Linked DNA regions of Homo sapiens: all the other regions are linked to region 4. The links are chromatin loops, found by intact Hi-C in ENCODE. Cell type or tissue: Calu3. All regions are shown on one strand. Region 1 holds the start of MYRIP (myosin VIIA and Rab interacting protein). Region 2 has its middle 8.0 kb from the start of EIF1B. Region 3 overlaps MYRIP (myosin VIIA and Rab interacting protein). Region 4 has its middle 85 kb from the start of MYRIP. Region 5 overlaps MYRIP (myosin VIIA and Rab interacting protein). Region 6 overlaps MYRIP (myosin VIIA and Rab interacting protein). Region 7 has its middle 75 kb from the start of MOBP.

Evidence for each region. A loop is a pair of places that touch in the nucleus more often than their neighbours do. Peaks named below come from ENCODE experiments on the same cell type or tissue, not always from the same donor. Only the 100,000 strongest peaks of a DNase experiment are listed, where the experiment ranks them.
Region 1: it touches region 4 in a loop (12-fold over the local background); 4 of 110 quality-filtered maps call a loop at or near these places.
Region 2: a loop joins it to region 4, with 8 times the contacts of the local background. A loop is called at or near these places in 7 of 110 quality-filtered maps.
Region 3: it touches region 4 in a loop (2.9-fold over the local background); 2 of 110 quality-filtered maps call a loop at or near these places.
Region 5: it touches region 4 in a loop (10-fold over the local background); 15 of 110 quality-filtered maps call a loop at or near these places.
Region 6: it touches region 4 in a loop (8-fold over the local background); 57 of 110 quality-filtered maps call a loop at or near these places.
Region 7: it touches region 4 in a loop (4-fold over the local background); 3 of 110 quality-filtered maps call a loop at or near these places.

The regions. Positions count from the first base shown.
Region 1 is chr3:39,807,496-39,811,495 of GRCh38, forward strand. It overlaps MYRIP (myosin VIIA and Rab interacting protein), which reads left to right and starts at 2,114. Exons shown (of 17, transcript NM_015460.4): 1 at 2,114-2,421. In Calu3, no CTCF peak of the experiment used is centred here; a DNase peak (open chromatin) is centred at 2,026.
Region 2 is chr3:40,315,674-40,319,673 of GRCh38, forward strand. No RefSeq gene overlaps it. Among named protein-coding and RNA genes, the nearest start is that of EIF1B, 8.0 kb to the left of the region's middle. In Calu3, a CTCF peak has its summit at 1,559 (motif pointing left); a DNase peak (open chromatin) is centred at 1,578.
Region 3 is chr3:40,115,056-40,119,055 of GRCh38, forward strand. All of the region lies in intron 3 of MYRIP (myosin VIIA and Rab interacting protein), which reads left to right. Among named protein-coding and RNA genes, the nearest start is that of EIF1B-AS1, 190 kb to the right of the region's middle. In Calu3, no CTCF peak of the experiment used is centred here; a DNase peak (open chromatin) is centred at 1,976.
Region 4 is chr3:39,722,824-39,726,823 of GRCh38, forward strand. No RefSeq gene overlaps it. Among named protein-coding and RNA genes, the nearest start is that of MYRIP, 85 kb to the right of the region's middle. In Calu3, no CTCF peak of the experiment used is centred here; a DNase peak (open chromatin) is centred at 1,578.
Region 5 is chr3:39,989,133-39,993,132 of GRCh38, forward strand. The region is part of intron 2 of MYRIP (myosin VIIA and Rab interacting protein); the gene reads left to right. Among named protein-coding and RNA genes, the nearest start is that of MYRIP, 180 kb to the left of the region's middle. In Calu3, a CTCF peak has its summit at 1,678 (motif pointing left); a DNase peak (open chromatin) is centred at 1,629.
Region 6 is chr3:40,176,871-40,180,870 of GRCh38, forward strand. The region is part of intron 8 of MYRIP (myosin VIIA and Rab interacting protein); the gene reads left to right. All of the region lies in intron 2 of EIF1B-AS1 (EIF1B antisense RNA 1), which reads right to left. Among named protein-coding and RNA genes, the nearest start is that of EIF1B-AS1, 130 kb to the right of the region's middle. In Calu3, a CTCF peak has its summit at 2,281 (motif pointing left); a DNase peak (open chromatin) is centred at 2,281.
Region 7 is chr3:39,540,413-39,544,412 of GRCh38, forward strand. No RefSeq gene overlaps it. Among named protein-coding and RNA genes, the nearest start is that of MOBP, 75 kb to the left of the region's middle. In Calu3, a CTCF peak has its summit at 1,597 (motif pointing right); no DNase peak of the experiment used is centred here.

The DNA.
Region 1 (4,000 bases), 85 kb after region 4:
CTGAGCCCATACTGAGCCTGTCCTACTGGACTTGGGACCACCCAGGAGGAGTAGCTGCTGCCCTAGACACCCTTCTGTTCCCACCACTCAAGCTGAAAGGGAAGAATGGGAAACACCCTGGCTTCTCCCTTTCTCCCTCCTATTCTCCTACTGCTGAGTCCCATCGGCCAATTGATAGGGGAGTCTGGGAAATGAAGCCCCCCATGAAGCAGAGTCGGAAGGACTAGGAATGGATATGAGAGCTAACAGGCTCAGAACCATCAGAGGGGTGGGTGTGTGAAATATGCACTCACATACCTTGTGTGAGATCATGAGTTTATATCTCTATGAAGGGCATTTGACATTATCCAAATTACAAATGCACATCACCGTTGACCCCATGATCCAGTTGTACAGATTTATTCTTCATATGTACCCCCACACGTACACAGTTACATAGGAACAAAGTTATTCATGCATAATTGTTATTAACAGTGATAGATTGGAGACCATTTAAATGCCCATAATTGGGGGCCCTTACATAAATTTTGGCATATCTTATTCAATGGAATATCATACAGCTGTAAAATAACAAGAAAAAGTTTTTGGTAATGATATGGAATGACTCCACGATAATATCTTGTTAAGGGAAAAGATCAAAATGTAAAACAATGTGCATAGTTTGTACAACAAAAATAAAAATAAGAGCATTAGACAAATATGTTTGTGTATATGTCAATTTCCTTGAGGGAGGTACACACTGGTTGCCCCCAGGAAGAGGAATTGAGAGACAAGGGTGGGAGGGAGTCTTGTTAACTGTGTTCCATTTGTAGTTTTAGAATTTTGTGCCACATGAATGCTAATCAAGCACAGCTAAATAAAATTTAAATTTAATGTAAACAAAAGAGAAACAAACTAACTTCCTTCCACTTTACCAGTTTGTAGACATTAAAATCCCTTTAAAGGAGGGAATCGAATCTTTAAAGAAATTAACTCCTTTACCTTCCGAGTTCCTTTCTTTAAGGTTTTGTCTTGTTTTGTTTTGTTTTCTGCTGTGGACTGATCAGCAAACAAGCCATTTATTTCTACTGCGCACATTTACACGGAGAGAACAGCCTCAACCCACCGGCTTGAGAGGATTTCCAGGGATTCAGAAATCGCCAGTGTAACTCCATAAATGCTTTATTTTCATGGAGCGACTTCCACCCTGCAGCTAAAATTGACAAAGTGTTTTCACAGCCGAGTTGTTGGGGCTGAGGCAGTGGGTCTCAGGAAGATCCCTGGCTTAATGGATGCAAACGCACAATGAAGTCCCGGCCTGGAGTGGAACCTTTCAACTCCCAGTCATTCTTCCAGGACCGGGAACTCCTGGCACGAGCCCGAAAGCGTTCCTCACTTGCAGCAGTCTTTGGGAGTCTTTCTGACAGCGCGGGCTCACTAACCCGGCGGTTCCGCAGCTGTGTTTGGGAGACTTGGGGGCGCATTAGCCTGGACAGCTCCCTGATCGGTAACCCCTTTGATGTGTGTTGAATGAATGAGCGTCGTTAGCGTAGTAGTAAATTTATGGGAGAATTAAAGCAATCCAGATAGGGGTCACTACGGAGACTTTAATTACCCAGGGACTGTGAAGTGGGGAAGAGCTGTCTGTGGAGGAGCGCCACACCATGTCTTAGATTCAGGCAGGCCCCGGATTCTGGTGACCCATTACTCTACGGTCACTGAGGGTCCGGGCCCCCAGGACTCAGAGGCAGGAGACAGGAAAAGCCTGACTTAGAATCGGGGAAGGACCTGGAGTCGCACATGGGGGCTCCCGAACCGCGGCCCCAATACTGCACTGCGCCGCAGGGAAGAGCCCCGGGAGGGGCGCGGGTCCCCGCCCCGGGCGCGCGCAGCCCTGCCCCGCCTCCTCCCGGTGCGCCCCGCCCCTCCCGGCGCGTGCCGCCCGCGCGCCCGAGGTGCTCTGGAGGAACCGGCCCGGCGGGCACCCCCTGCCCCGGCGCAGGCGCGATCGCGGGCCGCCCCTCCCGCCGGGCGCCCTGCACGCGCCCCCGCCCCGCCTCCGCAGGCTCCCCCGCTCCGGGCGCCTCTGATTGGCTCTCGGCCGGGCCAGCAGGTGTCGGCGGTGGCTGCGGCCAGGCTGGCCCTGGCTGCCTGCGGCGCGGGCGCCTCCCTCGCAGCCGCTGCTGCCGACGCCGCTGCGCTCCCGCCTCCTGTCGGTTCCCGGGTTCCCGCTGCGGCTGCGGTTCTGGCAGCCGAGCCCCCGCGGTGCTGCAGCCCAGCTTTAGCGCGCAGACCGACCCGCGCCCCTTCTTCGCCGCCGGCAGCCTCTAATCCACGCGGCGCGTTGCGGCAGGTGCCCTGGGCGTACTGAGGCGCGGTGGCCTGAGCCCGGCCGCCATCGATGACCCCGGTCGCGGACTTGCTTCAGGCTGGCCACCCCCCGTGAGTACCGTCCGCCTCCCTCTTCTCCCCTCTGGCAGCTTTGCGCCACTCTCCCCTCAACGTTGCCGCAACTTCGGGGGTGGGTGTGTGAAGGTGTGGAGGTGTCTCTCACGCTCCCCCGCACCCTGTGCGCGTCCGGAGCCAGGAACCCTAGGCGCGGCCAGTCAGCCTCTGCGGAGGGGCGAGGGGCGCGGGTACTTGAACTTGCTCAGGGATCATCGCGGAGCCAGAATCGCCTCTTTCTCTCGCTGCTGGGGTGGGAGCTCGCCTCTGCGTTTCCCTCGCGTTTTCCGATCCCGGATGGCCACGTAGTGCTTGGGCTGCGGTTCACCGCGTACCTACTGTGCTGCGGGCGCACCGGCGGGACGCCTCAAACCATCCGTTAAGCGCCCCGCAAGCAGCCCAGCGCGACGGACCTGACTCAAACTCTTAATTCTGTAAAACGGGGGTAATCAGGGACTCTCTCAAGGTCACAGCTGGTGCTCAGAGTTAGAACACAGGTGGATTGCGTCTGGCCCTCGCCCGCGGGCTGCCTGGGGAGGGGAGAGCTGTTGGCGGGGCGGTCACTTCAGCTTCATCCCGGGTTCCTCCTCATACTCCCTTTCCGCCACAGCCGCCAGACTTGAAGAGGTAGGGAGCCAATCCCAGGGGGCTCTACATAGATTTGGAGGTAACGGCGGAGGATCTTCCTGATGGACGCGTGGAGCGGAAAGATTCAGTGGTGGGAACCCCAAGACCTGCGGCTTTTTGGAGCACTTGCTCCCCTTCTTGTTCCTTAATTTACTGACGTCTTGGCAGGGTAGGGGAATTTGTTCTTATATCCGTCCTGCTCCTCTTTTCTTTTGCCAAATAAGCACCGTCCCCAAGGATAAGTACGTATCCCAAAACTCTTAAATGCACACACTGGTTTGGGCCTAGGGACTTCCTAAGAGAAGCGAGTACGCTGTGGGCTTGGTTCGCTAACGTTGGCTCCTATCCGCTCCTAGAAAATGCCTTGAGTCTGGCTTCATTTCCATGCTCTCCATCTCCCCGACCATGATCTCGATTTGTTGATTTTCTTGACACTTACTCAGGGGAGGAAGACTGAGACTGGGGGCTGGCCAGTCTTGGGGTATGCAAATGATGTCGGGTGTGATTCTTTTACTCCAGGTCCTTTGAGGTGGCTCCAGTGGGGCCGCCTGTGGTGTTGTGGGCGCTTCTCAGAGCTCTGGGCTGGGGAGAGCGTCACCTAGCCTCTCTTGCCATTATCACCTTGTCCCTTCAACTCAGCCTCCCCCACCCCAACTCTGAAACTCAGCCATGAGATCAATACTTAGTTTTGTGATGACTGACCAGCATCTTTGAACCTGAACTTTTTCATTTATAAAATGAAATAATCCCCGCCGCCTTTCAATCTTCCCAAGGAACTTGGAGTTCATAGGATATGATAAATGTGAAAATGCACTGGGGTTTTATTAAAAAGTCGAAGGAAGATGGTTCAAGGCATCTGGGTCTACGGTGGAAATGGAGGTAATTTAAAAAATTTTACAGCAATATCTGGGACCCTATTTGCAGATTTCAAAATCTTTTTAGAGAAATT
Region 2 (4,000 bases), 590 kb after region 4:
GTATATAGATAGCTCTGCACCTGTGAACTGAGGGTGAGGGCCCTGATGCTGCATGATGCTGGATCTAGGTGCCTTCATCTCAAACTAGTGAACAGCCTACAGACATTTTTCATGCAAAAAGCAATGACATATAGATAGGCACCATTCGTTCAAGGCACAAAAGAAGCTTAAAGCCCCCACAGGGAATCTAATTGATCTCAGGCCTCATGCTCAGGCTTCAACTGCAGCTCCCTGTTCTAGTCTAGAGGGTTTTGAAGGCCTGAGGTCTATAGAATGGTCCAGAAGGAGGCTAGCTTTAACCCCAGAGTTTGTCTCCATGTGTCCTTTACCCATTCTTACCAGGGTGCCAGACCCCAGACCCCACATCCCGAGTCCACTGGCAAGGAACAACATACTGTCTGGAAAGTAGAGAGAGAACTTTTTAAAAATGTTTATTTATTTATTCATTTGTTTATTTTTGAGATGGAGTTTCACTCTTGTTGCCCAGGCTGGAGTGCAATGGCATGATCTCAGCCCACCACAACCTCCACCTCCTGGGTTCAAGTGATTCTCCTGCCTCAGCCTCCCGTGTAGCTGGGATTACAGGCATGCACCACCACGCCCGGCTAATTTTGTATTTTTAGTAGAAACGGGGTTTCTCCATGTTGGTCAGGCTGGTCTCGAATCCCAGCCTCAGGTGATCCGCCCACCTCTGCCTCCCAAAGTACTGGGATTACAAGCGTGAGTCACCGCACCTGGCGTTTTTATTTTTAAATTTATTTTTCCCTTTTAATTTTAGTTGACATGTAATATACATGTTTGTGGGATACAAAGTGATATTGCGATACATGTACACAATATAAAATCAAATCAGGGCGATTAGCATATCCATCACTTCAGACATTTATCATTTCCTTGTATTGTGAGTATTTTAAATCCTCTTTTCTAGGTTATCCATGTCAGCCTAAATTTTGTGGGGAAGACATCACCAGACAAGGATTTGGTAGAAGGTATAATTCCTTGAAGTAAGAAAAGGCCAACCTGGGCGCGGTGGCTCACACCTGTAATCCCAGCATTTTGGGAAGCTGAAGCAGGTGGATCATCTGAGGTCAGGAGTTCCAGACCAGCCTGGCCACCATGGTGAAACACCATCTCTATTAAAAATACAAAAATTAGCCAGGTGTGGTGGCACACTCAGGAAGCTGGGGCAAGCGAATCAGTTAAACCAGGGAGGCGGAGGTTGTAGTGAGCCGAGATCACATCACTGTACCCAGCCTGGGCGACAGAGCAAGACTGTGTCTCAAAATTAAAGTTAAAAAAAAAAAGAAAAAAGAAAAAGAAAAGGCCCACCCCCATAAACATCCACTCTTAGTGCATCACTGCCATTGACTTGTTAAAAAACGCAGAAAAGCTTAGCCCAATACTAGCATCAGGAAGAATAGTAAATGAGTGGCCAGACACACTGAATGGGAACCAGTAACAGCCCACTTGGTAGATGAAGTATGTCGAAACGAAATATAGGGTACCCAGTGAATGATGCTATTACAGAAGAAATTGAAGGGGGACGGATTTCTGTAAGTATGCAGTCCTTTATCACCCCCTTGTGGCCACTTAAACAACTGGAAGGCTCCTAGCAGTTTACATGCATTATAAAGGTTTAAGTTGCAGTCATCATTAAAGCACCAGCTGACAGGTTTGATTTTGTCATCACTCAAATGTGATCCAGAAATTAATCTAGCCAAACATTTATTATTACAATTCATATAAATCAATTGCCATTTTTCTTTACCTGGGAGAGACAACAATGTTTTCATGGTCTTGCCCTGGGGATATATAAAGCACCTCAGCTACTATCTACCACGGTGCTGTTAGAAGGAATTTAATTTAAATGTAAACAGAGACTTCTGTTTACAGCCTCCAGGGAATGAATGATTAAGCTAGAAAACAATCAAGACTCCTAAATTGTCGCTTGTTGAGAAACACAGTCTGGAATTTGCATACACACACCCTAAATATTCAGTGCTCTCAATCTAAACCACTGTCTTAGGCCAATACAGAAGTTAATGTGCCTTTCACTTATGAGGTTGCCTAAAGGCTTTAGTCTGGGAAAAGCAGCGACAGGATTCCTTAAAACTCCTTAATGCCATTCCAGTAGACCTGAAGAACCCAGAACAGGACTCATTTGGAAAACTAATCATTAGGAACGTACTCACTTGCAGAGCATCTGGCAGATCTCACCTGCACAGGTAGGGGAGGGCTAATGAGAGCTCAGTAGTAACCTGGAAATGGTGCTCTAGGGATTTGGTCCCACAGGAATCAACAGCAGCATCACCAGATGGGCCTCTGGTTAGAGATCCCCACAAGAGGTGTTAAGAGGTATAACTTAGGAAACTATCTCTTTAACAACAGATCCTTTGGGCCTTTTTACATTTTTATCAAGCATTGCCCCTCATTTTCTCACTTCTCTTACATTAATAATAAAAATAGCTAATTCCTTTTCAACACTTATATTGTAGGTCCTGCTCTGAGAATTCTACATGCATCAGCTCATATAATTCTTTTCACAGACATCATGACCCGGCATAGATTCCCTGGCTTACCATCACAATCACACCCCTTGCAAATATCATCTCCCCTTGATCCTTTCTCCTTTTTTTTTTTTTTAATTCATTTGACAAAACCCCAATCCAATCCTTGTTCAACCTAACTATCTGCTCCACAACAGCACATAACACCTGGAGATAGCTGGGGGGTGGGGGGGTGGGGTAGGGAAGATGGCTTTTCTTTCTTCCTTTCCCTTTACCAGTCCCCCCTCCATCCTCCACTAAGCAAGGTGAAGGCTTGGTCTTATCCGTCATTGAGATATTTGACCGTCTTCATTTTTCCACCTCCAAATCTACCCTTTGGAGGCAATGTTGCATACTCTGTCTTCTTTCCCATACAAGGCATGAAGTACACTTGCTCCACCCATCAAAACAAACCCCTCCATTTGTGTCCTGGGTACCATCTCCTCTTCTCCATAAAATACCACTGTAATTATCTCCTTTCTTCTGAATCATCAATTTCTTCCTCTCTACTGGATCATTTTCATCAGATGGAAACATCTAGTACTGCCCGTCTTTCAAGTAGAAGAAAAGAAAACCATTGATCTGACATTCCCTTCAGCAAACAAAGAAAGAGCCTGCTTCTTTACCCCCAAACTCTTTCCCCAGTCGGCCTCATCTAAGTAAATGGCACTGCCATCCATAGAATTGCTCAAACTTAAAACTTTATCTTTGAATTTTCCCTTCCTTTACTGCCTTTACCCCGTCCTATCTAATGGGGTCTTAGTGTTTCTACTTGCAAAATGTATCATATCCATCCTTTCCCCTACCCCCAACTTCTGACTAGTACACCTGACAAGCACCATTGTTTTGCACCCGGATTACTACAGTAGCTCTCCGGCTGGTCGTCTTGCATCCATTCACAACACAGAAGCCTGAGGATTCTCCAAAATTCACGTGAGATTATGTCAGTTCTCTGCATGAAATCTTCCGAAGGCTTCTCATTGCACTTAACATTAACTCCAAACATATTACAGTGGCTTACAGGATGCCACATCACCTGTTCCCTGCCTATCCCTTGTTCTTGCCATCTAGCCTCTGACTCTCCACTACACGACCAGACCCACTGGTCTTCAACCTTAAAGCATTTACACTACATGTTCAGTTGGTCCAGAATACTCTATCCTGCTCCCCATCTCCCTTCTTGTCCCTCAATTTCAGTTCAAACCTCATCTGAAGAAAGCCATCTCTGATCACCCAATCTAAATAAGCCCCTCACCACCCATCTCCCTCAGCACCACCCATCTCAGCACCCTGTATTTTGTTTTCTTTATAATACTTATCTTTATTTAACAACATCTTGCTCATTGTTTTGCTAGTTTACCTTGCATCTCCCTACCACTAACATGTAAGGTATACAAGAGATACTTGTAGGCGATGCTGTCTGTGCCTCACCCATATCCCTTGGCACTCACCTT
Region 3 (4,000 bases), 390 kb after region 4:
ATTTCTGATATGAAATATCAATATCAGTATATCTGATATGAAATATCAATATGATAATATCTCCAAGCCCAAAAATTTGGGAAATATTCAAGAAAAAGTTGCTCCTAGTGTGAAATTGATCATCCAAGGAAGACAAATGTCTCATTCCTACTCTCTGTGTGTATATATTACATTATTAGTTTAAAAATAAAATTAGTATTTTAACTAAGTGTATTATTAGTTCTCATGCTGCTATGAAGAAATACCTGAGACTGGGTAATTTATAAAGAAAATAGGTTTAATTGGCTCACTGTTCCACATGGCTGGCAAGTCCTCAGGAAACTTAAAATCATGGTGGAAGGCACCTTTCACAGGGTGGCAGGAGAGAGAATAAGTGCAAGCCAAGGAAATGCCAGACGCTTACAAAACCATCAAATCTCATGAGAACTCACTCACTATCACAAGAACAGCATGCAGGAAACCACTCCCATGATTCAGTTATCTCCACCTGCTCCCACCTTTGACATGAGGGGATTATTACAATTCAAGGTGAGATTTGGGTGAGGATACAGAGCCAAACCACATCACTAAGGATCCAGAGTTAGAATCTAAGAACTGAGCTGAAATCAACCTTTAAAATATGGTATTTCTATTCTCTTAGTTTACAGAAGAGAAACCTGAGATTTACAAAGTCCAAGGTCACTCAAAAAGCTAGACTCAGGAACAAACTTGGAGATTCCCAGTCCCTGGTTCACAGTTCTTTTTTTTTTTTTTATGTGATGCTCTTTGTTGTAGAATTTATGTCACGATTTTATTATGGAGTATCAGTCTCTCCAAGTGGGCTTCCGTAAGAGATCACATATAAAACACCAAAACTAGGCTCTGAGGTCCACACCCTCCTGCCCGCTCACTCTGCCATGGAGACAGCTCATGCCACTGCAGGTAATGACAACTGCACAGCACGAGCAAGGTTGAGTAGAACAGGTATAGAAATTGGCATGGAGTGGTGAAGAGTCTGAATTCCCAAATGTCATTATAGAAGCCAGCTGCAGTGCTCCCTGGCTCACAGGTTCCCTGGGGCTGACTATCCTCCTGGGTCTCCAGCTGTCATCTTTTGCTTGATCCCTGGATGGGGGCACACTCACATCCCTGTGATGTGTTTTGCCCCTGATGCTGGTATCCCCTAGCACTTTACCTTTAGCCAGCTTTAGCCTAGCAGATGCATTCACACCTCCTCCATGAGTTGTGTAGACCTTAGGAAAGTAAGACGTGGTCTCAAGTTTCCCAAGGAACAACTTACATTGCCCCCCAACACACACACACCTAGCAGCATAAGACACATCTCTGATACTGCCATCTTCAGAAACTTCTAGATGGAAAACATCCCCCTACTGTAAGTAACTCCCTGCCATCCTATTTATGTATTTGTTTATCTCTCTTTCATTTTCCCTTGTCCCTGAGAGTAGAGTAAGGAAAGGGCTCATTGCTTTCAACACTTTATTTTCTCTGAATTCAGCAGTCTTCACCTCAGCACAGTTTAGTCTGGCCCAATTTTGATAGGCATGGGCCTGTCTCTTTGCATCTTTGTCTCAGGCTGGGAGGCACATTTTGAACCTGGAAGTTTAGAACACGGCGTCCTTTGTTTTTGACAGGCTGTTAAGGATATGCACAGGGCTAGAAAACTGAATAGAACATCCCTTGTGGATGCTGCAGGTTCTTAGCCACAAATTAATACACAAAAACGGTTTGGGGTGTATCCCAAAAACCGTTAAAATGACTTGTTTATGTGGAGAAGTTAAAGCATTTCTCTACAATCTCATAACATTATTGATTTTGCCATGAACCTCTTTTCTCATGAGTCATTCTAAGATATTTTTCAAGCAGTTTCCCTTCCATAGTTTCATAAGTTTGGAATGAGTGGAGGCCCAACCTCTGTGAATCGTTCTCTTGTGTGTTCTTTCCCTCCTGTCTCCGTCTCACAGTCTCACATGAGTGGCTGCACCCCCGGCTATAGCTTGTTTGCAGTTTGCTGCCAATATGACTGGAGCATCCGGTGAGGCCACATCTGCCTTTCAATCCCCCCGCCCTGATATTGTAAAATAAAAGTTTGTTATTTTGACATTTTTGTAGCTCACTGCACCACCCTTTGGTGGCCAGTTTAGAAAAATTTGATAATTAATGAAGATATCATACACCGGTTATGTAAAAGCAGGATAGGAGTAGCCACAAAGACCCTGGAGGCTGAAAATCAGGAACAGAACTGAGAGCCTTACAAAGTGTGATTTCATCAAAGCCATATGATAGCTACTGTGTTTATGTAAATTAATTTTACTACGTTGTGTCACAACCTCCCCCCTTTTAAAAAGCTCTTGCCCTCTGTAGCTTGAGGCAACCTTCTGCCCATCATTGATCCCTTCTTTCCAGGTTATTCCCATTTCTACATTCTTAGCTGTTACATTTTCAAATTGAAATATTTTATTCACTACTCATGTCCAGTGTCCTCACTTACCTTGGCATCATTTCTTCCCTCAAGAGTAATATTGGCACAACTAAGAAAATATCATCCATTATCATCAATACAGCATATTGATGTTCTGACGTAGTCCATCAGTGTAGAGGCAGAAGAGCAACAGCAGCCCTTAGGATGCGATGGACATAAAGGCAGCTTTATAGCCAGACCTCAGTTCCAATCTTAGCTCCATCTGGAAAAAATAAATAACTTTAGACTCTTACCCTCTACCTGACATTGAAATTAATTTACTTTAGAGCAAAGACTTCAGCATAAAAAATAAACCCAAATACAAAGAAGAAATCATGAGAGGCCTTACTATGGCCCCAAACCAGAAGCTCCATAAAAATAAAAACATCTCTACAGCACAAAAATCACCATTAACAAAGTCAAAAGCAAATGGCAGACTAGGGTAATTATTTGTAATTTAAATTGCAAAAACTAATTTTTCTAACATAGAAATACTCCTACAAATCCAAAACAAAAAGCCCAAAACCTAAAAATAAAGGGACAAGAAAAGTAAACAGAATTTTCAGAAAATGCAACACAAATGGCTCTTAAACAAATGAAACAATGCTTAGCCTCTCTCATAATATGATAAATGTAAATTAAAACTATAATGGCATACCAGTGTTCACCAATTGGATTAGCAAAGGTCAAAAAACTTGATAACACTGTATGTTGGCAGAGGCTAATATGTTGCCACAAGACTATAAATTGCGATAACTCAAATGGAAGGAAATTTTGCAATATCTGTGAAATTCCTGCTGCATGTATCTTTCAACCTTGCTATTTCATCTGTAGGAATTTATTTTGCAGATATATTTGCCTGTATGCAAAGGGACAGGTGTAAAGATCATTCCCTGAAGCACTGACGTAATAGCAGATTAGGAAACAATCTAGATGCTAATCAATAGGGCACAGGTTAAATTAATTATGGAATGGTCATAAAGTGAAAATGCCTGCATGCCCCTAAACAGGAATGAGGAAACTTTTTTTTTTCCCTGGGTTGAAGGTTTATTTATTTATTTATTTATTTATTTATTTATTTTTCTTTTCTTTTTTTTTAATTATTATACTTTAAGTTTTAGGGTACATGTGCACAACATGCAGGTTTGTTACGTATGCATACATGTGCCATGTTGGTGTGCTGCACCCATTAACTTGTCATTTACATTAGGTATATCTCCTAATGCTATCCCTCCCCCCTCCTCCCGCCCCACAACAGGCCCTGGGGTGTGATGTTCCCCTTCCTGTGTCCATGTGTTCTCATTCTTCAGTTCCCACCTATGAGTGAGAACGTGCGATAGTTTGCTGAGAATGATGGTTTCCAGCTTCATCCATGTCCCTACAAAGGACATGAACTCATCCTTTTTTATGGCTGCATAGTATTCCATGGTGTATATGTGCCACATTTTCTTAATCCACTCTATCATTGTTGGACATTTGGGTTGGTTCCAAGTCTTTGCTATTATGAATAATGCCGCAATAAACATACGTGTGCATGTGTCT
Region 4 (4,000 bases):
CAACTGGAGGAAAAATCTTTCTACAAATATCATAAAAAGTAAAGAAAACACAAGGTGAAATTTCTGCCACATTACTAAGTTAAGCAGAGTTTCTTCCCCTTGTCTGGCATCTTGATATTACAATTATGAGAAGTATTACATCTTTAAATCAATAGATTCGAGAAAAAGATTAATCACACCTTTAAGCTAAGAATGTTGATTGATGGATGCAATACAATTTTGATATGTGGAGGTAATTTTTTTTTTTTTTTGAGACGGAGTCTTGCTCTGTCACCAGGCTGGAGGGCAGTGGCATGATCTCAGCTCACTGCAAGCTCCACCTCCCAGGTTCACACCATTCTCCTGCCTCAGCCTCCCAAGTAGCTGGGACTACAGGTGCCCGCCACTATGCCCATCTAATTTTTTGTGTTTTAGTAGAGATGGGGTTTCACCATGTTAGCCAGGATGGTCTCGATCCCTGACCTCGTGATCCGCCCGCCTCGGCCTCCCAAAGTGCTGGGATTATAGGCGTAAGCCACTGTGCCTGGCCGATGTGGAGGTAATTTTTGTCTTTCAGTTGATAAACTAAGAATGATTTAGAAGAAGAAGTAGAAGATTTAGGGAAGTATAATTACATAACATTTAAATGATTAAACCACTTTTAGATTATTTTTTCTGAATTCTTTATGATTCCAGTCCTGAAGTCTAAAAGCAAAAGGGACATATTTAAAACCACTCAGAGATCCTTTTCACTTTACCACACATGTCTCCATCAATTTATAAACTTGTGGTTGAGGAAGGGTTGGAGAATACTTCCACATGTGGAGCTGAGAACAGAGGTGTTCTCTCTAATGTGAACACATGCACTGTATTCCCTCTGGGCTCAGATCTAAGGGCATGCCCTTGACATCTCCAGCTCCCGCTCAGTGTCTCAGAACTGCAGTCCAGGGAAAATCAGAGTCCCCTGGGTACCACTCGGGAGACTTGCATTTACTATTTTTAATGTAACCCTCTAATAGTAGTGATAGTAACAACTACTTTATGTAGTGCTTATCATGTGCCAGGCATAGCCTAAGTGCTTTACATGCATTATTTTATTTAAATCTCACGTCATGTTAATGGAAAATCTGGAACAAATCTTCATTCACTAGAGATCTCCATTCCACACGATTTCACTTCTAAAGTCTTGTGATCACTTTCTATAACTTTCCAGAAAATAATTTGTATATTGATTTTCTTTTTTAAAAACATGGCTTTTAAGGATGGTCCAAACTGTGGGCCATGTGTTCAAGGCAAATGAACATGAGAGAGAGAACACACACACACACACTGATTAAAATGATACCCAAATAAATTACCCTTAGTAGCAAATAAGAACTGTCATGATGGGCACTCAGAGTGCAGAAAAGATAGGTAGATGGCCTCATAGAGTGATATAGGCACTCTCTTACCATTATTTCTTCATGTCATCCTATACTAAGTTGAGGCACTAAGAGACTAAAGTATGCTACCCAGTGGGGCAACTTTGAGAACCATTACCACCATGTACTTTCTGTAGTGTTCTTGTCTTTGTCACTGAGCCTAGAATTTCCACAAGAGGTCCCCCCTCTCCCACTAACCTCACTGAGTCTCCATCACTCTTTCTTTTCCTCCTCCTTCCTTCCATTCTCCTCATCTCCCTCTAACCATCTTTATTTTTAAGCTAGTTGCTCCAATGCCTCTGTTAGTTTTAAAAAATAGGGAGTTAAGGAGGGCTCTCCAGTTGCAGGGGGGAAAAGCTCCAAATTCTTGGGTTGGACAGGAGGTGGCATCAAAATGGTTTAGAATGCAATAGTCTTTGCTTCATTTACTTTCAGCTCATGCTGAACTAGCCGTCTAGTAAAGCTGTCTGCTGTACTACAGAAAAAAGCCCTGAAAGTTGATGGGACTGTCTGAAAAACAACAGAATAACAGACACTCCATGAATAAAATGAGGGTAAATAAAGTGACTTATCCAAGCTAGAGATAGCTGGAGCCAAAGAAGAGTTGAACCACACAGTTTTTGTTTTCATGGAAACATTTATTGCTGCAAAATGAGAGGCTGGAGAAGATCTCTGATACATCAATCATCAGCATGAGGCCACCATAGTAACTAATGAGGCTAGAATTCACATGTCCAATCCCAGAGATCTGGTGGGAGGGTCAAGACCTGCTCAGGAGAGCCAAACATGGGTGCAAAAGCCAGTATTGTATTTGCTTCTAAAATGCTTTTTGAGCAGCTAAGACTTTAAGTTCAGCAAGGTCTCATGATATTTATGGTAGAACAATGATAATGTGACTAGAATCAAAGAAGCCCACCATGCAGGCACATATTCTGGCATCTTTCTATCTTTATCAACACTACTTACTGTTATGCATATTTGAAGAAGGGTAGGGTACCTTTTGTGAGACTCTGCGCAAAACTGCGGAGGAGACACCTCACACCCTGCTGTCTCTTCCCATGATCTCTCCTATCCTTCAGTACCTCATCTTTTATTCTCTTTAGCATGAATGAATTACAGAGGAGGCTCACTTCTGTGACGGCTATGATTCAAGATTTGGTATTTGCAATGGAGAAGCAGTTACAATGGAGGAATATATTGGCTTCCAGTCATTCTGTTTCAAAACATTGACCATTTTCTTCTGCTAGCTACTAAGGATTCTTGAGTTGTGAAATATGAGCAAGAATTACCTCTCCTCCCTCTGACTCAGGATAAGAACCTGAAAACCTGCATTTCTCATAAATTCCTGTAGCTAACTTTTATGCAAATTAAAGTTTGATAACCACTCTGGTACAGAGGCTGTTATGGATGGAAGCTTATGTAGGAGAATCTATTGAGAAGGATAAGGGAATGCTATTGGTTTGTGTGGGCCAAGATGGTTTGGCAGGCTGGGAGCCCTTTTAAGAATTGAGAAAGTTAATGAGGCAACTCTTGGTGGCTCCTCCAGTACATTCCTGCCCCAGCACTTTCCTGCTCCTTTTCCCTTCCCCAGCCTTAGTTCTGGACCGCCATATACTGGGCTGACTGCAGTGCATGTCTGTTGCTGTCCTGATGTTACCCTCTTTCCCCCGGACACAGAGATGCTGAAGTGAGCTGGTTCATAGCCCTTTGAGAGGAGCATCGATGATACGTTTGCATTAACATCTGTCCATTTGTCTCCAGATACAGTCTGGGTGGCCTCATTTAAGTAGATGCTGCACACTTGTGGCCTCCTAATTATGTTCTGCACCTGTGTGTAGTCTTTGCAGCTGCTCTGGAGACTCCGGGGTCCCCACCAGGCCCTCACAGGTTCCCAGCCCATCTGTCAGCCTCTCCATCCATTTGCTGACATGTGACTCAGCTGCAGACAGAGCACAGGGGTCAGGCCTCCAGCTGCCTTTACCTGCTCCATCATTATAGCCAGAAACGGGGAATGAGTCTTGGGGAATGTGCTTCTGCCTGGCTTTGCTGAGGCTCATGGAGGCCACCCACCTGGGAATCTTGAGACCTTTTCCTTGGGAAGAAGAGAGGGGACAGCAAAGAGAGCTGGTGAGCTCCTTATAACTGAGTAATAAATGAAAGCCCTGGGGTATGGCTCCTCGGGCCAGAGACAATGAGAGCTCAGACCAGACTTGGTAGTTTTGGCAAAGGAGACATTAACATTTGTTTCAAGGCTGTTTCTTGTCTTTACTTTGTATCACCTCCTTTAAGCTGAAGTGGGGAATGGTTTTCATCTTGAGACAGTCCCTTGGAGCACATCCTGCACTGGCTGGCATCCTACTGGGCGCGTTTCTTTTCCTGGAAGTAATAACTGTGTGATAACCCTTTAGAGATCAGGGGGACATGCTATTTGAGTATGATCATTTCCAAGACCTTAGACCCAAAGAGATGTGTCTCTGAACCCTAATAATAGGATTCATGAAAGACTGATAGATGTAGAGAGAAGGGAAGGGGGATAGTAACCCAGGGGACTTAATCTCTGGGTAAGCAGTGAAATAAAAAGTGTTAGGAAATCCTCCATT
Region 5 (4,000 bases), 270 kb after region 4:
CTTTCTCATCTTCATGAGTTTGTCTAATATTGATCTTTGTGGCTGCTGACCTTTGGGTGGGGATTTTGTGGGGACTTTTTATTGTTGATGCTATTGTTGTTGTTGCATTGTTGTTGCTTTCTGTTTGTTTTTCTTGCAGTTATCAGGTCCCTCTTCTGTAGGGCTGCTGTGGTTTGCTGGGGGTTCGCTTCAGGCCCTATTCATCTGGTTCATTCCCATGCCTGGAGATGTCACACAAGGAGCCTGGAAAACAGCAAAGATGGGTGCCTGCTCCTTCCTCTGGGATCTCTGACCTAACTGATGCCAGTAGGAACGCTCTTGTATAGCATGTCTGACAACCCCTGTTGGAAGATCTCACCTAGTTAGGTGGCAAGGGGAGCAGAACGCATTTAACAAAGCACTTTGTCCCTTGGTGGATTGGGCGTGCTTCACTGGGGGGAAACCCACACATCTGGGCTGCCTGAATTCTTCAGAACTAGCAGGAGGAAAGAATAAGTCTACTGGTCTGCAGAGACTGCAGCCACCCCTCCCGCTAGGGCTCAGGCCCAGGGAGATCAGAGTTCTGTCCTTGAGTCCCTGGCTGAAGTTGTTGGAGTTCCTGTAGGGAGGCCCTGCCTTGATGGGTCAAGGTCAGGCCTGAAGAGGCACTCTGTCCGCAATCTGCCACAGCCATTGTGTTGGACTGTGGGGGATACCTCTTGGGACCAAGCTGTCCAGCCTCCCCAGCTCCAGCAGGGGAAAAGCCTGGCCTGGAGCTATAGAGATGGCTGCTGCCCTTCACCTGCCCTTAGAGCTTAGTTTGTTAGGCAGCTATCAGTCCCAGTGTTGGCTGTCACCCGTCCCCCAAGGAGTCCAAACGGCTTAGACAGCAGGCAACTGCAGCTGTGGTGCTGATCACCCTCCCCCAGGAGCTCAGCAGCCTTAAGCAGATTCTAGCTTAGTGCCTGTTGAGAATCTGTATGGCTTCATTGTTGGGACCCTAGACCCCAGTGGAATGGACTCATGAGTTGGATCTTCCAAACCATGGGTTGCACAGTTCCATGGAAAAAGGACATTTTCCAGGCTGGGTAGTATGCTCATTCACTGACTCCCTTGGCTGGGGGGAGTGGACTCCTCTGCCCTGTGTAGCCACCACACCACACTACTCTTCCTTCTTCTCTGTGGATCACAGCAGCCACCTAGTCATTTCCGATGTTGGAATCTGGATACCTCAGTTGCTGGTGCAGGATTCGCATGCTGTTATGGTTCTTTTCAAGGGGAGCCTCTGATTGCCACTGCTTCTAGTCAGCCATCTTGACCCCACCCCTGTTCTGCTCTTTGAGTCTGTGTTTTCTTATCTGAACAATAAAGATAGCTCACTGCTCATAGAATTATTTTGAGGCTTGAGTGAAATAATGTCTATTAGGTATCTGGAAAAGTTTAAAAATCAGACATTCAAGGGCTGATACTAATTGTTGTTACATTAGGCCACAGCCCATGACTAAAGAAGTGTTGAAAAACTGAAATCCTATTGAAAGCTTTTCACAGTGTCTTGTTATTCATTCTGATTGTTCTGGTCATCGTGGCCCAAGAGAGGATACATTCCCTTTGCCAAGTAAACATTTTTCAGTTTCTAAGTGCAGGGCTGCCCTCTAGTGGACTCTGAATGCATGTTCATTGAGGATAATAGGTAGTTTTTGCAGGCACATGGCAAACTGTATGAAAACATGTCCTTTGCAGGAACATGGATGAAGCTGGAAACCATCATTCTCAGCAAACTGTCACAAGATCAGAAAACCAAACACTGCATGTTCTCACTCATAAGTGGGAGTTGAACGAAGAACACATGGACACAGGAAGGGGAACATCACACACTGGGGCCTGTCGGGGAGTGTGGGGCTACGGGAGGGATAACATTAGGAGAAATACCTAATGTAAGTGACAGGTTGATGGGTGCAACAAACCACCAGGGCACATGTATACCTATGTAACAAAACTGCACATTCTGTATGTGTAACCCAGAACTTAAAGTATAATAAAATAAATAAATAAAATACTTGTTTAGTCAAAAAAGGAAAATTGGTCTAAGTGTCTGCCTCGATAAGCTTCTAGTGTCCTCCAGAGACAAAACACTGCAACCTGTTGTCATCAGAGCATCTGTTCCTATTCCCTTGAGGCTTGAGGCTTAAAACCAGATGGAAATGTAGAGAGATCTCTACTCCAACTTCTCATTTCCAGAGAAAAATTCAGAATTCATAGAGGTAAAATGAGAACTGAATTCTAATCCTGCCTTGGCTGTGACTTCCAACTCAGAAGTGTTTTTGTGTGATGTGCTGATGTCCATTTGGACATAGATTCTTTCTCTAGGAATAGTTGCCATTTACTTAATTACAATCATTTCTAATTATTTTACTACCTTCCTACGACTTTTCCCTTTGCTCATTTTGCTGTAGCCACCCTGTCCTCTTATTGTTTATCTTAACGCAACAGGCAAGCTTCTCTCTCCATAACCTTTGCACAGGTGTTCCCTCTTCCTGCTATACTCTTTCCTGTACCACCTTCAAGTATTTGCTCAAATGTCACCTTCTCACTCTGACCACCCTATTCAATATTTCAGTTCCCCAACATAGCAGCACTCCAGGTGTCCCCTTATCCTGCTCTATAGCTTCTTTTTTCTGTAGCCCTTATCACTTTCTACTGTGCTGTATAACTTTATTCATTATGTAGTGTAATGAATTCAAGTGCCCCTGGAGCAAGGATCTTTGTCTCATTTCTTCACTGATATAGCCTGTGTTCCTAGAATAGTGCATAGTGCACACTAAGGGCTCTATAAGTATATATTAGATTAAATAACCTTCCAAAATAAGCTTGTCACTCAGTGGAAAAACCACTTCCTCCAGTGTAGAAGTGCAACTCTCTGAAGGTTGAGGAGAGATTGAACAAATTTTCTCTGCTCCATGAAAGACCAGACCACTGCTGCCTTAACATTGCGTGCCACCAAGTATTGACATCACAATTAACCCAAGAAATTGGTCACAAGTAGGAGTTTGTCATTAGAACTCCTAATCTGCTATCCCCTACAGTGCCTCCAGGACCCATTTATCAAGCCTCTCATCTCCATAAAGCCAAGTTTCTTTCATCCCCGGACTCTTTCCCCATGCAATGTAGTTTAGCTTCTATTCTTCTGACTCTGCTTCCACCACCTTGAGCCCCCAAACTCTGCCCTCTGGAGCTCACTGTCATCATTAGCAGGTGCTTCCTGTCTCCAGCTCTTCTCTGAAAATGACCATCATTGTTTTGCTCCAAAGTCTGCCTCTCCCCCAAGGGCACAGCTACCTTGCAGCTTTTTCAAATAGTGGCTCTTTATTCTCTTTCCAATTTAACTCTGGACTTATTCCAGACCAGAACTCCAGGTCCTTTAAAGTGCTTGCCATCTGAATGTACTACCGACCATGATCCTTGTTCTAGCCATCTTTCAGCCTTGTAGCCAGTCCCTCTCATTCACAGAACACTTTATTACCTAGACCACTGATGTGGTTTTGCCCACTAGTCCTGTGAATTTCCACTTTGGTGACACAGCATCCCTTCAGTGACCTATCCAACATCCTAGTCTCTCAACTTTCTGCCTCCTACAAATCTTCTTGTTTATGGTCCTTTTCTAGTCTTTGTCATCCTTAATAATGCCCAGCCTCCAAATTCTTGACCTTAGGCACTCTAGTCTCTGACCTCCACTTCTCATCTTCTTGTGGCTCCATTCCAATAATCCTTCATCCCTGTAATCTAGAAACTTTCACTTTTTCATTGTCAGGGACCCCTTCTTGTTCTGTCTTCTTTCTTACTTATCTTGGACTCTGTGGTCCATCAGGATATTTGTTTCTTTGTGTCTCAGACCATTTTGTGCTGATATAACAGAATACCACAGACTGGATAATTTATAATGAACAGATATTTATTGGCTCATGATTCTGGAGTATGGCCAGTCCAAGATTGAGGGGTCAGCATCTGGTAAGGGCATTCTTGC
Region 6 (4,000 bases), 450 kb after region 4:
TGCACTGCAGCCTGGGCAACAAGAGCAAACTCCATCTCAAAAAAAAAAAAAAAAAGAAAAGAAAAGAAAATTAGCTGGGCATGGTGTTGCATGCCTGGGGAAAATGAAGTGGGAGGATCCTTTGAGCCCAGGAGGTCAAGGCTGCAGTGAGCTATGATTGCACCACTGCACTCTAGCCTGGGCAACAGAGCAAGACCCTGTCTAAAAAAAAAAAAAAATGTCAGAAATACACATGGACGCTGGCCAGAACCTGGACACGAACCAATGGGCCGAGTTTCAGTTCTTGGGTACTTCAGAGAACATAGCTCTCCCACCTTTCCTCAAGCTGTTCTCACCCTGGACACTCATCTGCATCACCTGCCCAAGCCCTGCTTTAAGGGTCTTGATGCAAGGGGTCTGGAGTGGAGCCAGGGCTTCCATATGACCAGAAGCTCCTGGGTAATGCTGACAGGATGCCAGGCTTAAGGATGGTATCATTATATCCTGAGACAGAATCCTGACCTACAGGCTGTGGAGGGCCCTAAACCTGTGGCCTCCTGATAGGGCCTCCCCTTTTTCAGTTCTCCAATGACCCAGACACCTTTGGCTTAAGAAATAACCATGCAGAATCCCCAATCCCCATCAGCACCACTGCTTAGGCTTGACTGCAAAACCCAAACTTAATTCATCCCCATCCAGATGGGATTTCTCATCTATTCTCTTGGAAGAAGGTTCAGTGCGAATGCTCCATTTTTAATTTCCTCCCTCATTGTGCGCTCTCTGCCAGTATGGGGGTCAGTGCGACCTGGCTTTCAAAGCCTTAAGACGCAATATCCTAGAAGGCACCAGTGTGGGTGTTATAACTCATTTCATGCCTCTTTGGGTGCATGCATATAAAAAGGCCTCTCTAATAATATCGTGATCTTATTGGTAATAATGATGATGACACCAGGGACCAGACACTTACTGTGTGCCCAGTGACTAAGGTGAATCTCTGTCTGGCTTTCTCTGTTCTCCTGTCTTTTGTCCCTTCCTATTTTCTCAGCCTTTTCCCTTTGTCTCTGTTGTTTCCTTCCTCACGTTCCTTCTCTCTTTTGAATGGCCATAGTATAGAATTAAAGTACTTTTTGTCATTGCTATAATTATAGGATTGAATTTAATACTTACATCTGACCCTAAAAACACAAAGCAAAGCTGTGTCTCAGTTACGTATACATATGACCACTCTTCTTGATTTGCCCTCAAATCTTTGATACTAAAAACATTCTTTCCCTGTTTTTTACTGTGGGCTCTTTGAGAGCAAAGACTGTTTTAAAGCTGCGGTTGGTGCCACAGGGAGCCTGTCCTGTTGATGATGATGATAATCATAGCAATCATAGCAACAATCTATGGTTCCAAGGGATATAAGTAGAACACATTGCTGCTGCCCACACAGGAGATGCAGCTACTGCAAAGAATGCTGTAACAAAAGTAACTGATGATCACACTGGGTGTTTTGCCCAAAGCTTCGGGACCAGTTGGTTCACGTGGCAAGTCCTGCTGGGCTGGGGCACATTAACCAGGAGTGCATTGTTGCCAGGCTTGCAGCAAAGGCTGTCAGGCACACACCAAGAGAGCATGGAGGAGCATCGAATTGGAATCAGTCAGACCCGAGCTCAACCCTTGCCTTACCCTTGGCCATCCATATGCTTTGGGCAAGTTATTCAATCCTGACTCTGTTTACTCATGTGCACTCAATCAAGTTGAGTGAGAGAACAGTTACACCGGCTCAGTGGTAATACTTAATAAATGCTCTTATTTGGCTAATATTTATTGAGTGCTTTCTCTGCGCTATGCATGATACTGATCCCTTAACATGAGGAAACTGAGGCTTAGAACAGTTTAAGTTTTTCCAAGATCCCACATAGCAAGAGGAGGAGCTGGCATTTACCCACTACCTAAGGTATCACCCATAAGTTAATGCCCAAGGAGTAAAGAGGAAGGGCCTATCTGAAGGCCCAAATTCTCAAGTTCATCAATGCAAGGGATTGCTGATGTGCTAACATTCCTGGATCCATGGACTCCCCCTGCAGCCCCCTTGCATAGATGTTCAAACACTCTAACTCAGACCAGCTCTTCCAGTCACCAGCCCTGCGTCTTCTGTGTACCCTAGAATAAGTAAGACAAGCAGAGTCTGTGCGTAGGAAAGAAAAGTGGGCACAGAGGGCTCAGCCAGCGTTATAAGCCAGTATAATAAACAAATAAATTACTCCTCTCTGGCTGAACTAGCTGGTGAGTAAAAGCATTGTTGTGGTGCCCTCTGCTGGGCGTGTGTTGCTTGTAATGAATTTGTGGCAGAACCACACCTGGGTCTCAGAACTGTCTTTTTCCACCCTGGCTGGAGACTGTAGGCCACCAGTGTCCTAGGACCTGTTGGAGACAGCTCTGCTGGGCCTTTTGTGGTTGTCAGGGTGTAGCTTTTTTCTAGTGTGGAACACTGATTTGCCTGAAATAGACTATTTTTATAGCCTGGCATTCCCTACTCTCTGCTGTTGGGACCAGAGAGGGACTTTTCATTTGTTAGTCTTGGCTTTTGCAGAGAATGGGGGAGAATTTCCGTCCCATAAAAAAGGACCCCAGCCACCACATATACACACAAGTCTGAGCCACTGCAAAAATGAAATATTAAGTATTGTTTCCCCTTTTTAAACTTGTATTCAGTGATTTACAGTGAGAAGCTTGTAGATTTTTTTTAAAGGCCAGATACAGTAAATGGCTTCTGTGAGGCTGCAATAATACTGCATCTGGCAACTAGGCTGTCAGCTTCATAAGGGCCAGCACTGTGTCTTACAGCCTATAAATTCAGTCACAAACATGCAACCAAGGATCACAAACAAAAGGCCATCCCTGCCCTCATGGAGTTCATTGTGTGTGGAAGACACAGCAAGTCAGTGCACAACGATAACAGTGTGGACAGAGCTGTGTGATCACACAGGAGGAGCAACCTAGCCAATCCCAAGGTACACCAGGGCCAAGGGCGTGTCCCTCTTGATACATGGAGGTTTGCCATAGAATGATGTTTTCCTTCATTTTTAATAACTTCACTTGCCAGTTGACCACCATCCTCAATCTCTATCCTCTCTGAAAGCTGCTCATTTTCTGTCAGATATTTAGCAGAATCGCAGAATGGCTCTGAATACCTAGCCCTGTGAAAACCTCGGGTGTTGTCAAGCTGCATCATCCAAACTGCTCTGGACACTCGAGACAGGGTCAGTGCTTGCTGTGCCCTCAGAATGAAGGAGATGACACTCAGCCAAAAGCCACTTTACATGTGTGTTAGCTTGGCTCTCCTCCAAGTAAAACCTTGCTCTCCAGGATGTAAGTGTAGATGACAGTGGGATCCTTTTTATTTCTTTCTCTTACTCCATAATTTTGTGTAAGAAATTGGAAAAAAAAAATTAGGCACTTTGAAAAACTCATTTTGTAACCATTCACTCGATAGCAAACATTCATTGATTTCCAATTCTGTACTAGTTACTGTGCCAGGGGCTACAGATGTCACTGCTAAAAGAACATTACCCTCAGTTGCTCCACAGTCTAGTGGGGGCCCCAGGCCAGAAGAGAGATGTTTGCAAGAGTGCAGTAAAACATAAGTACAGAAGAAGCCCATGACCACCAGCCCAGTTGGGGAAGGGGGCAATTGGTAGATTTCCCACAGGCCATGGCCTGCTTGAACTGAACCTTATCGACGCACAGTGTCTTGAGGAACTGATAAGGCAAGGAGAGCTCATCACCTCTGGGTTGCGTTAACCTATGACCATTGCATCGAAAGGCAGGTCTGGAGGCCCATCATGCTCTCTCTTCTATATTTGAAGGGATAGGAGCAGGTTGTAACACTTGGTTCACAGCTTAGGGGGTTCCATATTTGTTCTGTAAGCCCACCTTTCTCCTAGATCACCCCAAGGTTTCGTGGGGAAAGTAGAGGTTTCCTACGACTCTGAATCTGAACTGGCCTGCATTACCACTCTCCAACAGAGTGAAC
Region 7 (4,000 bases), 180 kb before region 4:
GGCATGACTGAAGTGCACACCTCCCCCCTTTCCCATTCCACCAGCTTTGGAATGGGAAAATTTCATTTTAGTTGGGGAAATATAACAACAGTTTCACACAGACTGTTGAGATCCAATCCCCTATTTGTACAGTGGTGGGGTACATTCAATGTCCATCCAATGGGAGAAAGTCATTTGTTTGAAACAAAAATCCCAGCTTTCAGCCTCAGATTATTTACATTCTACTCTAGTCTATTTTGCCAAGTCAGCTAGAAAATAGCCATTGGGTAGCACCTTTTGAATTGAAGATCATCAATAGCCTTTGTGGTTAGAGAAATAACTGGTTAGACGTGCTGTCTTGCTGGATTGTGGCACAGAATGACTCAGAGTGATATTGTGGTTGTAATGAAAAAGGCAAAATGTTAGAAGCAGTTACAATCTGTGGGTATTAGATTATGAATCTGTGTGTTAAGCTTAGGATATTTGCTCTATCTTTCAGAATTGCTGTGAGGATAAAATCAAAGGTGATGGTAAATGTGAAATGTAAAATGCAATACCAGTAGAGTAGATATTACTTTTATTGAATACATTTACTATTTTATATCATTGTATATGACACTTTTTAAGATCAGTGATCAAAGATCTAAATTTTTTTTGTTCTTCACTGTCAGGGTGACTTGACAACTAATTAGTTGAAACCATCCATAATGGTAGATAGACTGAAGCTGCACGAACTACCGTATACTCTTACTGACTGTAATAGCAGGATCTAAACATTAAAAAAAATTTATGTTTTCTTTAAACTCCTTGAAAGCAAGTGTATTAGTTAGGGGTCTCCAGAGAAACAGAACCAATTGGACGTGTGCATATGTGTGTGTGTGTGTGTGTGTGTGTGTGTGTGGAGAGAGAGAGAGAGAGATTTATTAAAAGGAATTGGTTCATATGATTTTGAATGTGAAGTTTCAAGATCTGCATTTGGCAAGCTAGAGACCCAGGAAAGCCAATGGTGTAGTTCTAGTCGGAATCTGAAGGCCTGAGAACCGGAAGAGTTGATGGTGTCAGTTCTGGTCCAAAAGCCAGTAGTCTTGAGACCCCAAAAAAGACGATGTTTCAGTTCCAGTTAAAAGGTAGCTGATGTCTTAGTTCAAGGCAGTCAGGCTGGACGAGTTCTCTCTTGTTTTCAGGATCGTCAACTCTTTTGTTCTAGTTTGGCCTTCAACTGATGAAATGAGGCCCATCCACATTAGGACAATCTGCTCTGCTCAGTCTATAGACTCAAATGCTAATCTCATCCAGAAACTTCCTCATAAAAACACCCAGAAAAATGTTTCACCAAATTTCTGGGCACCCCATGACCCAGTCAAGTTCACATGTAAAATTAACCACATCAATTAAGTTTTATTTTCACTTCTACTGATGTGATTTTTCAGAGGTGGGAATACTATGATTTTTCTAGAAACTATAGACTGAGTGAGATACAAATGGTCCACTTGTAAAGATCAATAATGACCCATGAAGCAGTAAAAACAATAAAAAAATAGCCCTTTCTAGTTTTAAATGAACAACGGTTATTTTATTTCCCTAAGGATTTGCTGTCAAAATAAACAGCCATTAGAGGGAGCTCTGGTTGCAGTTTAAAAACAAAATTAACCTCTGTGAATTGACAATGTTTACTTGGAATGCCAAGTGTCCGTGTTTTAATAGAGACACAGAAATTATTTTCTTTAAACCAAAAAGTATGAAGTATCCTTTAACAACACCATTTTGTATATCTGAACTCAGTAGAAACCAAATGTGCTTCGTGGAATACAAGAGCTGAATGATACAGAGACAAAGCTGGTGGAAGGCAAAAGGCAGGGGTGTGCATTTCAGCCACGCCACGAAAGTGGCTTCATGCCCTTGAGTCAATTGCTTGCTCTCTCTCCTAGTCTATTTCCTCTCCAGAACAATGAAGGTAACAGAGATTAGAATTTATCACATTGGAGCCCGCGGACATTTCCTAGGGACTGGAGAATTCTAGGAGAATTTAAAAATTTTTTAATTTTCTTTTTTCAAAGGCAACCATCTTGAGAATGTTACATTCTCAAAAGCTGATGGTCCGAAAAGGATTATTTTAACCATATTCTCAGTCATGTGGATAATATACTCAAAACCAGCACCTGCCATGAGGTTTCAGGGCTGTGCTGGCATTTGTGTTGACAGTTATATTGGTACCAAGTGATCCCTGTCTTGAAGTGACAGCATTGAAGTTTTAATGTGTTGCTAAGTCTTTCTGGCTGACATTAGGTTGGTGTTGTCAAAATGACAACAGTTGACTTATCATTACCATTGTACTCATAAAGACAAATTTTCTCTTCAGCAGGGATAACATGCAACTGAAAGCATTGTTACAGAATAAGGTTTTAGAAACAAGTCATTTTGCAAACTGAGGTTCTGATTTGACGTAATGAAAATTACTGCAGTGGAAGAATGTACTTGGTGCTTTCATTTCCTGGGCTTGAGAAGGGAACAGAACAATAATGCATAACTAGTAATTCGCACGTGCAAATGAAAGCTGCATGACAATATAGTGTGCCGAATAAGCCACGCTGTGGTGGTTTGGAAAGAGAAAAGAGGTAGTAGATTGAGCCCTCACCTAAATGATGGACAAGCTGAACTCGAAAGACCTGGATCACAGCAGGCAGAAATATACCAATGGAAAGTAAAAGGCTTGTGCAGATCCTGTTTGTGTGCTATCAACTCCAAACAGTTTAGCAGCAGTAGCTGTGAAGATTTTTCAATACATTCTCATTATTTCTGACTGTACAGTTTTATTGATTTGTTCATCGTAATAATGGATCATTGTTAAATGAAAAAAATAGCAATGACTCAGCATGCTTAAAAATAAAAATAAGGTAGGTCAACAAGTAAAAAACCAAAACAAAGCAAAACCCCAGCAAATTCATCTTTGTATTATTAAATCAACACCAAGCTTTCAATTTTAGCAAAACGGCACTATCCATTACATTATACTTGTTAATTTGAATTAAAACAGTTTTGTAGTTTTGCCTCTGGACAATCACTCTGAAAATACATCATATCCAGGGGAAGGGGCTAGTCAGGCGTTTCACTTCAAGGCTTTTTGTAGGCCACTGAGCAGAAAGAGTGTTAAGACCACAGAGCAGGCACTTCCTGAGGCCAGCTGGACTCTTAATGGGCTACAAAAAGCCTTAAAGTGAGACACTTGACTAGCTCCCCTAATGATAAAACTTTTTAGAACCTGCTAAATGCTAGAAAAAGAGGAAATACTGGGGTCAGCAAGAAAGTTCTACAAAATGGTTAATCCATTTACAGATCACTGGGAATGGTTTGTGTTATGCTAACTTGGCAGTCTGGTATTTTTTTGCGAAAGTACATGATTCCGTAGACAACAGTGGAAGATGTTTTGTGGGCAGACATAGCTTTGTGCTCCTTTTGCTAGCTTAGCCTTAACTCAACAAAGTCTTGATACACACAGACATATTAAGAAAAGGATATGCAGGAAGGTGTTAAGCAAAACCTTTGAATTAGAGAAAAAGCTTTGCACCCCTCCCCCACTCTCAAGTGTGGTCATGGTTTGAGACTGAAAATGAGAGGACAAGTGTAGTGGGCCACAGTTTACTGGGACTTCCTATGTGCAGTGACATTTACATTTTAAGAGAGGGTCCCTTTCTGCCTTCCACTGCCTTTATTATTTCCCATTCTTAACCTCTTGAGAATTTTTATATTAAATTTTTGCTAAGGGTGGCAGTCAATCCTATCAAGACAGTGTTTTTGTCTCCTAGAATCTCTACTCTACCCCTCTCAGGAAGAAGTTGGGATTAGGTCTTATCAGCCCTCACCAAGGGATGTCAGCAAGATGGAACTGGGTCGCTGTGGAGGAAGCACTTGAATAGTAAAAGAAGGAGGAAACCAAGGGAGAAGAAGGCATTGGGTGCCCATTTGAGATAAATTCTGTATGGGTTGAAGCTGACCAGAGGGGAATAGTAAAGAAAGCTTTGTT